Regions from separate parts of the Homo sapiens genome. Here region 2 is linked to region 1. Evidence: chromatin contacts called from ENCODE Hi-C data. All regions are on one chromosome and are shown on one strand. The core of a region is the stretch at or near the end of the contact, and the rest is flanking DNA. Distances in the headings are between cores, read along the strand shown.

What was found. Hi-C counts contacts between places; a loop is a spot of excess contacts on that map. Pooled maps may share reads with other maps.
Region 2: a loop to region 1 is called in a map of CD4-positive, alpha-beta T cell, with 9 times the contacts of the local background. The contact joins the promoter of SPATA6 here to the promoter of EFCAB14 in region 1. A Hi-C loop is called at or near these places in 2 of 168 maps with a recorded cell type or tissue (CD4-positive, alpha-beta T cell and naive thymus-derived CD4-positive, alpha-beta T cell) and 4 of 50 pooled maps.

The regions. Positions count from the first base shown.
Region 1 is chr1:46,716,591-46,722,483 of GRCh38, forward strand. It overlaps EFCAB14 (EF-hand calcium binding domain 14), which reads right to left and starts at 2,524. Exons shown (of 11, transcript NM_014774.3): 1 at 1,313-2,524. The coding sequence starts at 1,497. RefSeq lists silencers at 2,329-2,378, 2,699-2,748.
Region 2 is chr1:48,470,866-48,476,758 of GRCh38, forward strand. SPATA6 (spermatogenesis associated 6) reads right to left here and starts at 1,339. Exons shown (of 13, transcript NM_019073.4): 1 at 1,093-1,339. The coding sequence starts at 1,143. It overlaps LOC124904175 (a long non-coding RNA gene), which reads left to right. Exons shown (of 2, transcript XR_007066074.1): 1 at 1-87. RefSeq lists a silencer at 1,021-1,410 and an enhancer at 1,621-1,670.

The DNA of each region.
Region 1 (5,893 bases), core at 1,274-3,773:
TGAATAAATAATATGACCTATTAAGGGTTCATCTACTGGATACAAAGGTTTCAAATGTCACATAAAACAGAAGGAGTTCCTGCAGGTAAAAGGAAGAACCTAAAGGCACTGCAGCTGTCATTATCAGGAGGGAGGTCTTTGAATACAAGCTCAGGTCACAAAAGTGTAAAGACCAATGTTTCTCTGCAATTCCATCTCTGCACTGGAATTTGCCTATTGATTTCTCTCTGAAATACATACTCACTCCGGGGAACCTTGCTCCAGTTTACTGAAACTTTATAAACTTTTGAGCAAGTTTTACTGCAAAAGAAATGAAAGAAACAGGATCTGTAGTTTTAAGTGGACACCTGGTGTATTCTAGCTTATTGGCTCAGAAGTAAGGAAACATAGAAGGGGCTGGATTTCACACAAAACATCAACCAACCTTCAAGGTCTAAACTAACTTAGTAGGGTTACTACTCCAGGTACCTTCTGATGAAGGTAACACTTCAACTGATCTTCATAACCCAAACCCAGGATTGCCCTTAACAGCCTTAGCTGACAAAGCTCATTAGAAATCAAACTCTTCCTTTAACAAAACAAGACATTTTAAACCAACCAACCACTCAATGTCAGCACCCCGACCTTCTGCCTAGCCATTGTTTCTACATCCTCAGCAGAATCCTCTTTTCTTTTAGTGTGCTCTGAGAGAGTCAAAGGACGTTTTTGAAGTTCCCTTTAGTCCTTTCCCATCCTGAGCCCCAATCCCAATGTCCTCAAATCTTACTACTTGATTTGCCTAGTGGTCTCTCCACCTATGAATGGCTAGGGAAAATGATGCCTCTTCTTTTGCCCCCCGACCCCACCTACTCTCAAGGCTCATACTTCCTACAGTATATCTCTCACCATATTTCCCCACCACCAATATTCAGACTCATCAAGAGTGCAAAAACGAAATAATCTGCAGTCTTAAAGTCTCTGCTTCTCCTTTGTTCTACACTGTTTTAAAAAGTCTAGTCCCCAAAGCTTCTCTGCTCCTCTGTCTCCATTCTTTGCTTCTTTAGGACTCCCTGGGCTCTTGGCACATTCTCCAAGTCCACATTTCCACCTCAGATTTGGAGCTTTTCTTTCTACACCTAAAGACAGATCTCTAACTTATTCTTCATTCAGGATCTGAACTTACCTTCTCCCTAAAACCGTTTTTCCCTCTTTGACTTCCAAGGCCTACACCCTTTTTTCTTCCTAAGGACTTCCTTTCTCCTTCCTGTCAATGTGGCCCCTTGGTAGTGCAAGGAGATGCCTTCTTCCCATTCCACCTTTCACCACTACTCACTTGGCAAAGCGAGAGCGATTTCCAACCACACCGAATTCCTCTTCCTCTTCGGAGCTGGACTCAGAGTCTGAGTCGGGAGGCTCAGTGCGAAGCAGGCGGTGACTGCTTGGGCCTTTCTTGGGCTTCTTTCTCCGGCTGTCCCCAGCCAAACCAATCAATGCATTGAGCTCTTTGCGCTTTTTCATCTTTTTGTGTGGGGTGAGTGGAGCCCCGACTCCTGAGCTGCCAGGTTCGTACCCGATGCCCAATTCTCTTCCTGCCTTGGAGCTGCCTTCCAGGGTTGGGAATCCTGGGCCAGAGCCCCCTGGTCACTCCCACCTAGGGGTGGGACTGACCAGATCCGCCAGGGACTGGAGATTGGAGCCCAGAGGAAACTGGAACTCAGATGGGTGGGGGAAATCACATAGAAATGGCCAAGGAGCTGGTGACCCCAAAGGATAAGGCCTTGGGTGCAGAGTGTTAGTAGAGGGTGGAGAGGGACCTTTATCTCCCAAAGGGCGAAAAAAAAGCCAGGTCAAAAATGAAGGATTCTCAGCCCGGATAAGTAGGCAATACTTCTAAGGGTGCTCCAGGAGGTGAGGAAGGGCACGCTTAAAATACGTGTTTCGGACCTCCGGAGCAAGATTTCCAATGGAGAGGGAAGAGAAACTCGTTCTTGAATGGGAAGAGAGTGGGGAGGTGCAGAGTAAGAAAGTGGGAACGCGTCAGTCCCTTCCTTGCAGGAGAGGTGGCGGCAGGAGGGGGCTCCCAGCAGCTACAATCCCAACACTGCTTGGCCGCAGAGAAAATGCCCTGGCCAGGAAGCCGGCTGGGGTGTGTGATGATCACCGTTCTCCGGCCTCCGTCCTGAACGTGAAGGGGGCCCGAGGCCGAGGAAGATCCGGAGCCCGGCTAGAAGGGTCGGCCTGAGAGAAGCCAGTCCCGCGCCTGATAGACCCCCGCCCCGCTGTCTGGGCCTTGGGGACACGGTGCCGCGGGCGACGGCGGCTCGGCCGACCGAAAGCGCTCCCGCCCGGAGTTTGAGGTCTCCGGCACGGGCAACTCTCGGCCACTCACACGCGCAGGCCCCACTCCAGCCGCGACTCCGGCCCCTGCTCCGGCTTCGGCCGCGGCTGCTCCCGACACGTTGTTGTTGGCGTTGGTGGCGGCGGCTGCGGCGGCGGCGGCCGCGAGCTCCAGCCCCGGGCCATCGCTCCAGCCCCAGATCACTTCCCCTTTGGCAGCGGCCGCCTGCGCCGCCTGCCAGTAAGCCGCACTCCCATTGGTCGCCCGCTGGGGTGACGTCACGCCGGGGCGAAAGTCGTGGCGGAGAGGTGGGGCGTTAAAGGGGCCCTGCCCCGGCTGGGGCTGGGTCCCACCTGCCGATTAGGGTGGCCCCGCCCCCAGGAGGGCTTCCGGGACCTGCTGCGAACCTGAGCCGGGTGGAGTCCTGCATCCTGCGGAGCGCGGGCGGGGCAGGCAAAGCGCCCGGCTGCTCGACCTACTTCGAAAGTTCATCAGCCGCCCACGCCCCCTGGACTAACCAAGTCTGAAGGCTCCGCCTCTCTGACTCTCACACAGGCTGTTAAAAGTTTAGGCGCGTTTCAGATTAATTAACACATTCATTCAGTCAATAAATATTTATTGAGAGCTTACTTACTACGTGTCAGGAGCTGTTCTAGCGCTGGGGATACAGCCATGAACAAAATAACCAGGGTCCTTGTCTTCCTGTATAGTGTTGCCAGATTTAGCAAATAAAAATGTAGGACACCCAGTAAAGTTTGAATTTCAGAGAAACAGCAAACAATTTTTTAGCATTAAGACATCCCATGCAACATCTGGGACATCCTCACACTAAAAAATTATTCATTGTGTATGTGAAATGCAAGTTTAACTGAGCATCGTGTATCTTATCTGCCAATCTATTCCTGCAGTTTATTTATACTCTAGAGGGAGGAGAGCAACAATAGGCAAACATATTAAATGTCAGGAGGTGATAAGTGTTATGATGAAAATTGAAACACGGTCAGGTGATGGGGAGTGCCTCTGTGAAAAGGGAACATTTAGTCAGCTTATCGGAGGAGAGGTGAGGGAATGAGCTGTGCAGTGGCTGCAGGAAGGAGTGACCAGGAAGACCTGTTGTGGCTGGACCAGAAGAGCAAGGAGCAGAGTGATAGGAAATGAGGTCAGAGAAGCATCAGAGGCCAGGGCTTTAGGGCCTTATGGATCACTGAAAGGACTTTGGGAAAGCACTGGGGGCTTTAAGCTGAGAGGTAGCATACTCTGGCTTTTCCGTAAAAAAAAAAAAAAAAAAAAAAATTCACTCTGGGCCAGCGCGATGGCTCACGCCTGTAATCCCAGCATTTTGGGAGGCTGAGGTGGGCGGATCACAAGGTCAGGAGATGGAGACCATCCTGGCCAATATGGTGAAACCTTGTCTCTATTAAAAATACAAAAATTACCTGGGCGTGGTGGTGCGCGCTTGTAATCCCAGCTACTTGGGAGGCTGAGGCAAGAGAATGGCTTGAAACCGGGAGGCGGAGGTTGCAACAAGCCGAGATTGCACCACTGCACTTCAGTCTGGCAACAGAGCGAGACTCCGTCTCAAAAATAAATAAATAAATAAATAAATAAATAAATAAATAAATAAATAAATAAATAAAATAAAATAAAATAAAGGAAAAAATTACTCTGGCTACTTTGTAGAAAAAAGTGGGGGGAGAGTGAGGAACACAGGAGAGCAGTTTGTTACAGTCCAGCTAGAGATGATGCTGATAGATTAGAGAGGCAGTAGCAGAGATGGAGAGCATTCTGGATGTTTCTTGAAGACAGAGCTGACAATTTTTGCTGATAGATTAGATGAAAGGTGTGAAGAGAAGAGAGGGTTTGGCGGTGGAAACACTGGAAGCAAGGAATTGTTATTTATTGAGATGGGGTAGAGCAAGTTTGGGACAAGTTTGACAAGCCAATTCAATATTCAAATGGAGGCTGTTTGGTATACCCATTGAGAGTTCTCTGGGCACAGGTTGGGGCCTGAAATATCAATTGGGAAGTCATCAGATATAAATGGAATTTAAAGCAAAGTGCTTTGAGCTACTTGGAAGAAAGTCACTTAAAGTAATTTTTATGCCCATATTCTTACTGTGGCAATTACGCTGCTTTTGTCCAAGGATTCTCGCAAAGCCTGGGCCTGTATCTGATTTGTTTTTAAGTGTCTAGCCCAGAAGTGTACTCCTAAATAACGATGACCCAATAAATATGTGATGACTACATAAGTGGGCAGTGTTGCAAAGAGGTATGAGTGGACTTTTGGAATCAAAATCAAGAAACCTGGGACTCAATCATGTCTCTACTTCTTCCTGGCTCCATCAGCATGGAAGCCGTTTAGTTTCTCTGAGCTTCAGTTTTCTCCTCTGTAAAATGGGGATAAACACCTATTTCACAGGACAATGAGATGAATGTGAAAGTGTTTTTGAAGCCCCAAGTCATGGTGTATTGTCCCCTTTTGTTTCTAGAGCTTCATTGCCCAATACAGTAGCCAAACTGGCCACATATAACAATTTAAATCTACATTTAACATAATTAAAACAAAATACAAATTTTAAATTGGTTCTTCAGTATCATTGGCCACAGTGTCCAGTAGCCATATGTGGCAAGTGGCTACCAGGCAGCAAGTAATAGTACAATTCCACCACCACAGAAAGTTTTACTGGAGAGTTCTTCACTAATGCTTCCCTGAAGGACTGGGGATAGACAGGTGAGGCTCCTGACTTCAAGAACCATTTCTGAAACACATCCTGTGGTCACCAGAAGCCCCAGGCAGGAGAGGTGGCTGGCCCGAGGGTGGGGTGGCCCTCCTTTGTTGTAGATGATACAGGTTCCCAGGGAACCAGGGACTGAGGAACCCAGGGGAGTGGGGCAGGGCTGAGGACATACCACCCCCGCTGCAGGGACTTCTGGTCAGCCAGAGCCTGTGCTCTCTGTGGGTGGAGATCTCTCCCATGACTGGCCAGTGGGCTGGTCATGGGTGGGGAGGCTGCAGGAGTAGAATTGACAAACAGGGGAATGCTTCTGCTGGATCTGCCTCTCAGTCCTTCTGTCTGCCTGTTTGCTTATGATCTGTAGATAACACCCCTCCTTGTTGGGTAGACATCACACAGGATGCTGTCACCCTTTGAAAGTTACTGGCCAGCTGTTTCTTTTCCTTCAGGAGCTCTTGGATACCTCTCTGGCCTCCTTCCTCAGACCCGGGACCCTCAAGGCCAGGGATTAAGCCACCCCACTCAGAGTGGGGCCTCCTGCTGCCCTCCCACACCAGGACTCCCAAGGTTGTGATCCATCTTCTCCTTTGGGGTTGTTCATATTATGATCCTGGGGAGTCTGTTAACCTACTCAAAACTTGCCTGAAATGCAGTGAGTTTGGGGAAGTCACTTTAGAGTTCTGGCGCTTCAAAGTTTCTGTCTGTGATATGGGGATGATAATATTCCTAGCCCAGTCTTCTGCTTCATGTTGTTTGGGGCAGGGAGTAGCATGGGCGTGCTTTACATGCTGTGAAGTGTCATGCAGAGTGGGTACATGTCTGCTGAATGCTTCTGGCAACT
Region 2 (5,893 bases), core at 89-2,588, 1.8 Mb after region 1:
ACAGAAGGCAATATACATAAGAAGACTTACTGAGTAAGAAGGAGCGAAGAGACCGAATGGTGAATTTTGGTTCCAAACTCCGTACAGGTCTGTGCCTGCAGGACTAAAACGGGGTGTGGAAAGGGTCTTGTGGAGATTTCCTCCAGAACAGACAAGCGGGAGTATTCCTCTAAACAGGGGAATGAGAGGGTTCTCTAAAGAATGCAGGGGAAGAAGTTCAAAACCCTTGGAAGTCTTCTGAGATCAACAAGGGGAATAGAGTTTTCTCCTAGCATGGAGAGGTCCAGCCCCTTCACTGGATGAGTGGGGTTCTCTGCCCCAGCTGGACTTCCACAGGAGGATGGAGGAAAGCATCCTCTTGAGCAAGTCTGGAGAGTGAAGGGGTGGGGTTGCAAGGTTGGAGAAGGAGGTGTTTCCCTCATAAAAATGACTGGGCCTTTCTTGCAATGGCTGGCACAAAGTCGGAAGGGTCTGGGGACGGGAGGGGCCTGAAGTGATTTCTGAGGAGTTGGGTTTTTCCTGTAAGGCCCTGGGAGGGAAGGCAAGGTACTTTGCGCAATGACACATTTCAGTTGTTGGATGTGAAGATTCTCCTTCGAAGACAGAATAAAGAAAGGCCCCTTCATTAATGCGGGTTTGAAACTGGTCTGAAATGGTGTGCCTGCAGGGATTCGGGAGGAAATGCGACGCCCACCCCCAGACTTGGGAAAGGCGGGGGCAATAATTCTCTAAGAGAACTGGAGCCCGAAAGAGGAATGAAAAGCCCCCGCGCCGCGCACATACACTCTCTCTCACTGGAAAGTTAGGAGCGAGGAAAGAACTCTGAAGTGATTTGGGAACGATCTGAAAGCGCGCAAGTTGGAAGTCGGGTTGAAGCCAGCATAGCGGAGCAGGGGTCAGGCCTCTGCGTGGCCGGAGTGGGAGAGCGCTTCTGAGAACAAGATGGGGCAGGACCGAAGGGGCGTGAGGTCGACGCTCCCTAGGGATGATTCGGAGGGTGAAGGAGGTTTGGGGGTGGTTCCGGGCTCTCGGAGGTGACTGAGGGAGTCCCTGAGCCAATGCCCGGGGGTGGGAGGCGCTACCGGTACTCACTGAGCTGATCTCCAGCGCCAGGGCGCACTGCAGCGCCTTCACCTTCGGCATCCGTGCGGGGAGGGGCGGCGGGGAGTGACCCCGGCCACGGGCCCGAGTGAGGCGGGGAGACCTGGGGCTGGGCGGGGACGGGGAGGAGACGAGGTGGCGGCGGCGGTGGCAGCAGTGGCCCCCAGGCCGGGGCCCGCGGTCCAGCCTGGGTTCCGCCGGAGAAGCAGCTGAGCGCGGGGCGCAGACTCGTTGTCATGGCAGCCAGGAGGGGCGGGGCCGGAAGAGAGGCCGCGCGGGGCACTCCAGGGCTACCCGCGCTGGGACGAGCGCTGGAGGCGGAGCTTGACGAACGCCGAGCGAGGCGGAGTCGGGCAGGGGGCGGGGCTTCCGAAGGGGCGGGGTGAGGCAAGGCAGCTCTTCTGTGACGTCAAACTGCGCCCAAAGCCGGACGAAAGGGAGCTGCTGTTTGTATAATGGGACGGTGCTCTGTTCAGGGAGTTGGAGTTCCTGTAAGGCCGTCGGAGGGAACCCCTGAGTTACAACGTGGTGATGGCACCTTGGGCTAGTGGCGACCCACTGTGGCCTCAGTTTTCCCAATTGTAAAAGAATAATAATTATTGTTAGTCCTCCTATTTAAATTTCACGGCACGGTTTACAAAGCCAGCATAAGGATACTGGGAATTAGGGAAGAGACTTGCCCAAATCAAAGTCGGAACCAGGACTGGAACCCAGGAGCTCTCAAGTTAAACCCCAGTTGCCTCCCTGAGGAGAGGGGCTTGCATCAGATGGTCCATACTCCTAGTCTCCTATTCTGTGATTCCCTTTGTTAGCGCGTTCCCTTTTCCCTTCAAATTTTCCTGTCTAATTCACCCATGTATGCGTCTTAATGCATATTGCTTAAGTGGAACTGTCAATGAGGTGCCAACAATAAGTCCAGCTGTGAAGGGCCTGACAATAGACCATCAAAGATAAAAAGAACCTAAGAGATTGCCCAATCCAATCATGTTAAAAATCATTTGTATTGCAAAATACATTATACATGCAGAAGTGTATAAAACACGTTTATCTTAATAATAATGTGAACAGTACCTGTACAACTAGCACCCGGTTAAGAAATAAAACATTACCAGCACCTGAAAAATGCCCCCAACGATTACATTGCCTTTCTCGCCCTGGAGTAACCACTACCCTGACTTTTGTACAATAATTCTCTTCCTTTTGCCATTCATGTATGCATTTCTAAACAAGATATTGTTTAATGTTTTCCGGTATTGATAGTATATAAATGGTATTAATACTGTATGTATTCTTCTGTGATTTGCTTCTCCCACTTAATATTATGCCACCGGTGATGCTGTGTAGCTGAAGTTTTTTCCATTGCTGGACAGTATTCCAATATAGATTGATTTATCCTTCCTACTATCAATGATCACTTACACTGTTTTCATTTTTAGCTATTATTAACAATGTTGTGAACATTGTAGTACAAGTCTGTGTCTATTAATGCACATGTACTAGCGTAGGAGTGGGTTAGCTGGGTATTAGGGTTTTGCACATGTGGGTCTTTAAAAAGTAAGACCACACCATTTTCCAAAGTAGTGTACCTATTTATGTTTCTGGTGCTTATGTATAAGAGTTCTTATTTTTCCACATCATCAGCAACATTTGTGTTTGGATTTTTAACTTTTGTATATTTGGATGTGTGTATTTTAGGTATTTCATTGTGGTTTTATCTTGAATCTCTGGGTACTGTTGAGGTTGAGTACCTTTGGTTTTGTTAGCCTTTCCATTATCTCTTATTGAACTGCCAAGTAGTTATCTTGCCCCCTTTTCTGTTGGTCTCTCTCTCAGTTCTTTATATACTCTGGATAATAATTATATGTCTACTCTATATGTTGCAAATATCCTTTCCACTTTGTGTTTGTATTTTAATTTTACATATAGTCTGTGATGAACAGAAGATAAATTGTTGTCATGGAGTATGAGTATTCTCAGTTTGACCATATAATTCCAAGTTGCTATCCAGAATGCCATACCAGTCTATGCTCCCAATATTCGAAGGTTACTATGGCCCCACATTCTTCCCAGGCTTGGCATTATCAAGGGTTCTTGTTTTCCCCCAACATAACAGATGTAAAGTGTTATCTCACTATTGAATTTTTCAGATTACTGATGAGTCTGAGCATGTCTGTATATGCTTATAAGATTTTCTATCTTTACTAAAAATCATCTGCTCATAATGCTTTACCCCATATTCTATCAGGATTTTTGTCTTTTTTTTAGGAATTTTGTGTATTCTGGTTAGTTAATAAATTAATTCTAAGACACTACAAAAATCTTCTCTCTTTATGGTATTTTTATGAACTTTGCCCAGGATTTTGTTTTGTTTTGGGGTTTTTTGGGTGTTTTTTGTTTTGTTTTGTTTTTGACAGGGTTTTACCCGTCACCCAGGCTCTGGAGTGCACTAGCACAATCTCGGCCCACAGCAACCTCTGCTTACCCAGTGATATGGTTTGGCTGTGTCCCCACCCAAATCTCATCTTGAATTGTACTCCCATAATTCCCATGTGTTGTGGGAGGGACCTGGTGGGAAATAATTTGAGTCTTGGGGGTGGTTTCCCCCATACTGTTCTCATGGTAGTGAATAAGTCTCACAAGATCTGATGGTTTTATCAGGGGTTTCCGCTTTTGTATCTTCTTGTTTTCTCTTTCTGCCACATGTAAGAAGTGCCTTTTGCCTCCTGGCATGATTCCGAGGCCTCCCCTCCCTGTGGAACTGCAAGTCCAATTAAACCTTTTTTCCTTTCCAGTCTTGGGTGTGTCTTTATCAGCAACATGAAAATGAGCTAATACAGTAAATTGGTATCAGTAGAGTGGGTGTTGCTGAAAAGATATCCGAAAATGTGGAAGCGACTTTGGAACTGGGTAACAGGGAGAGGTTGGAACAATTTGGAGGGCTCAGAAGACAGGAAAATGTGGGAAACTTTGGAACTTCCTAGGGACTTGTTGAATGGCTTTGGCCAAAAGCCTGATAGCCACATGGACAATAAGGTCCAGGCTGAAGTGGTCTTAGGTGGAGATGAGGAACTTATTGGCAACTGAAGCAAAAGTGACTCTTGTTATGTTTTAGCAAAGAGACTGGGGGCATTTGGCCCCTGCCCTAGACATTTGTGGAACTTTGAACTTGAGAGAGGTGATTTAGGGTATCTGGCAGAAAAAAATTCTAAGCAACAAATCATTCAAGATGTGACTTGGGTGCTGTTAAAGGCATTCAGTATTATAAGGGAAGAATAGCATAAAAGTTTGGAAAATTTGCAGCCTGATAATGCGATAGAAATGGAAAACCCATTTTCTGAGGAGAAATTCAAGTTGGCTGCAGAAATTTGCACAAGTAATGGGGAGCCAAATGTTAATCCCCCAGACCATGGAAAAAATGTCTCCAGGCCATGTCAGAGGGCTTCACGGCAGCCTCTCCCATCACAGGCCCCGAGGCCTAGGAGAAAATGGTGTCATGCGCTAGGCCCAGGGTCCCCATGCTGTGTGCAGCCTAGGGACTTGGTGCCCTGCGTCCCAGCTGCTCCAGCCATGGCTGTAAGGGGCCAACATAGAGATAGGGCTGTGGCTTCAGGGGATGCAATCCCCAAGCCTTGGCAGCTTCCACATGGTGTTGAGCCTGCAAGTACACAGAGTCAAGAACTGGGGTTTAGGAACCTCCACCTAGATTTCAGAAGACATGTGGAAACACTTGGATGCCCAGGCAGAAGTTTGTTGCAGGAGTGGGGCCCTCATGGAGAACCTGTGCAAGGGCAGTGAAGAAGGGAAATGTGGGGTTGGGAGCCCCCATACAGTGTCCCTACTGGGGCACCACCTAGTGGAGCTGTGAGAAGAGGGCCACTGTTCTCCAGACCCCAGAATGGTAGATCCACCAACAGCTTGCACAATTCACCTGGAAAAGCCACAGACACTCAATACCAGCCTGTGAAAGCAGCTGGGAGGGAGGCTGTACCCTGCAAAGCCACAGGGGTAGAGCTTCCCAAGACCATGGGAACACACGTCTTGCATCAGCGTGACCTGGATGTGAGACCTTGGAGTCAAAGGAGATCATTTTGAAGCTGTAAGATTTGACAGCCTCGCTGGACATTGGACTTGCATGGGCCCTGTAACTCCTATGTTTTGGCCAATTTCCCTCATTTGGAATGACTGTATTTACCCAATACCTGTACCCAAATCATATCCAGGAAGTAAATAGCTTGCTTTTGATTTTACTGGCTCATAGGCAAAAGGGACTTGCCTTGTCTCAGTGTGGACTTTTGGGTTAATGCTGAAATGAGTTAAGACTTTGGGGGACTGTTGGGAAGGCATGATTGGTTTTGAAATGTGAGGACATGAGATTTGAAGGGGCCAGGGAAAGAATGATATGGTTTGGCTGCGTCCCCACTCAAATCTCATCTTGAATTGTACTCCCATAATTCCCACATGTTATGGGAGGGACCCAGTGGGAGATAATTTGAATGATGGGGGCTGTTTCCCCCATACTGTTCTTGTGGTAGTGAATAAGTCTCATGAGATCTGATAGTTTTATTAGAGGTTTCTGCTTTTGCATCTTCCTCATTTTCTCTTGCCGCTGCCAAGTAAGAAGTGCCTTTTGATGAGTTCATGTCCTCTGCAGTGACATGGATGAAGCTGGAAACCATCATTCTCAGCAAACTAACACAAGAACGGAAAACCAAACACCGCATGTTGTCACTCATAAGTGGGAGCTGAACAATGAGAACACATGGACACAGGGAGGGGAACATCACACACCGGG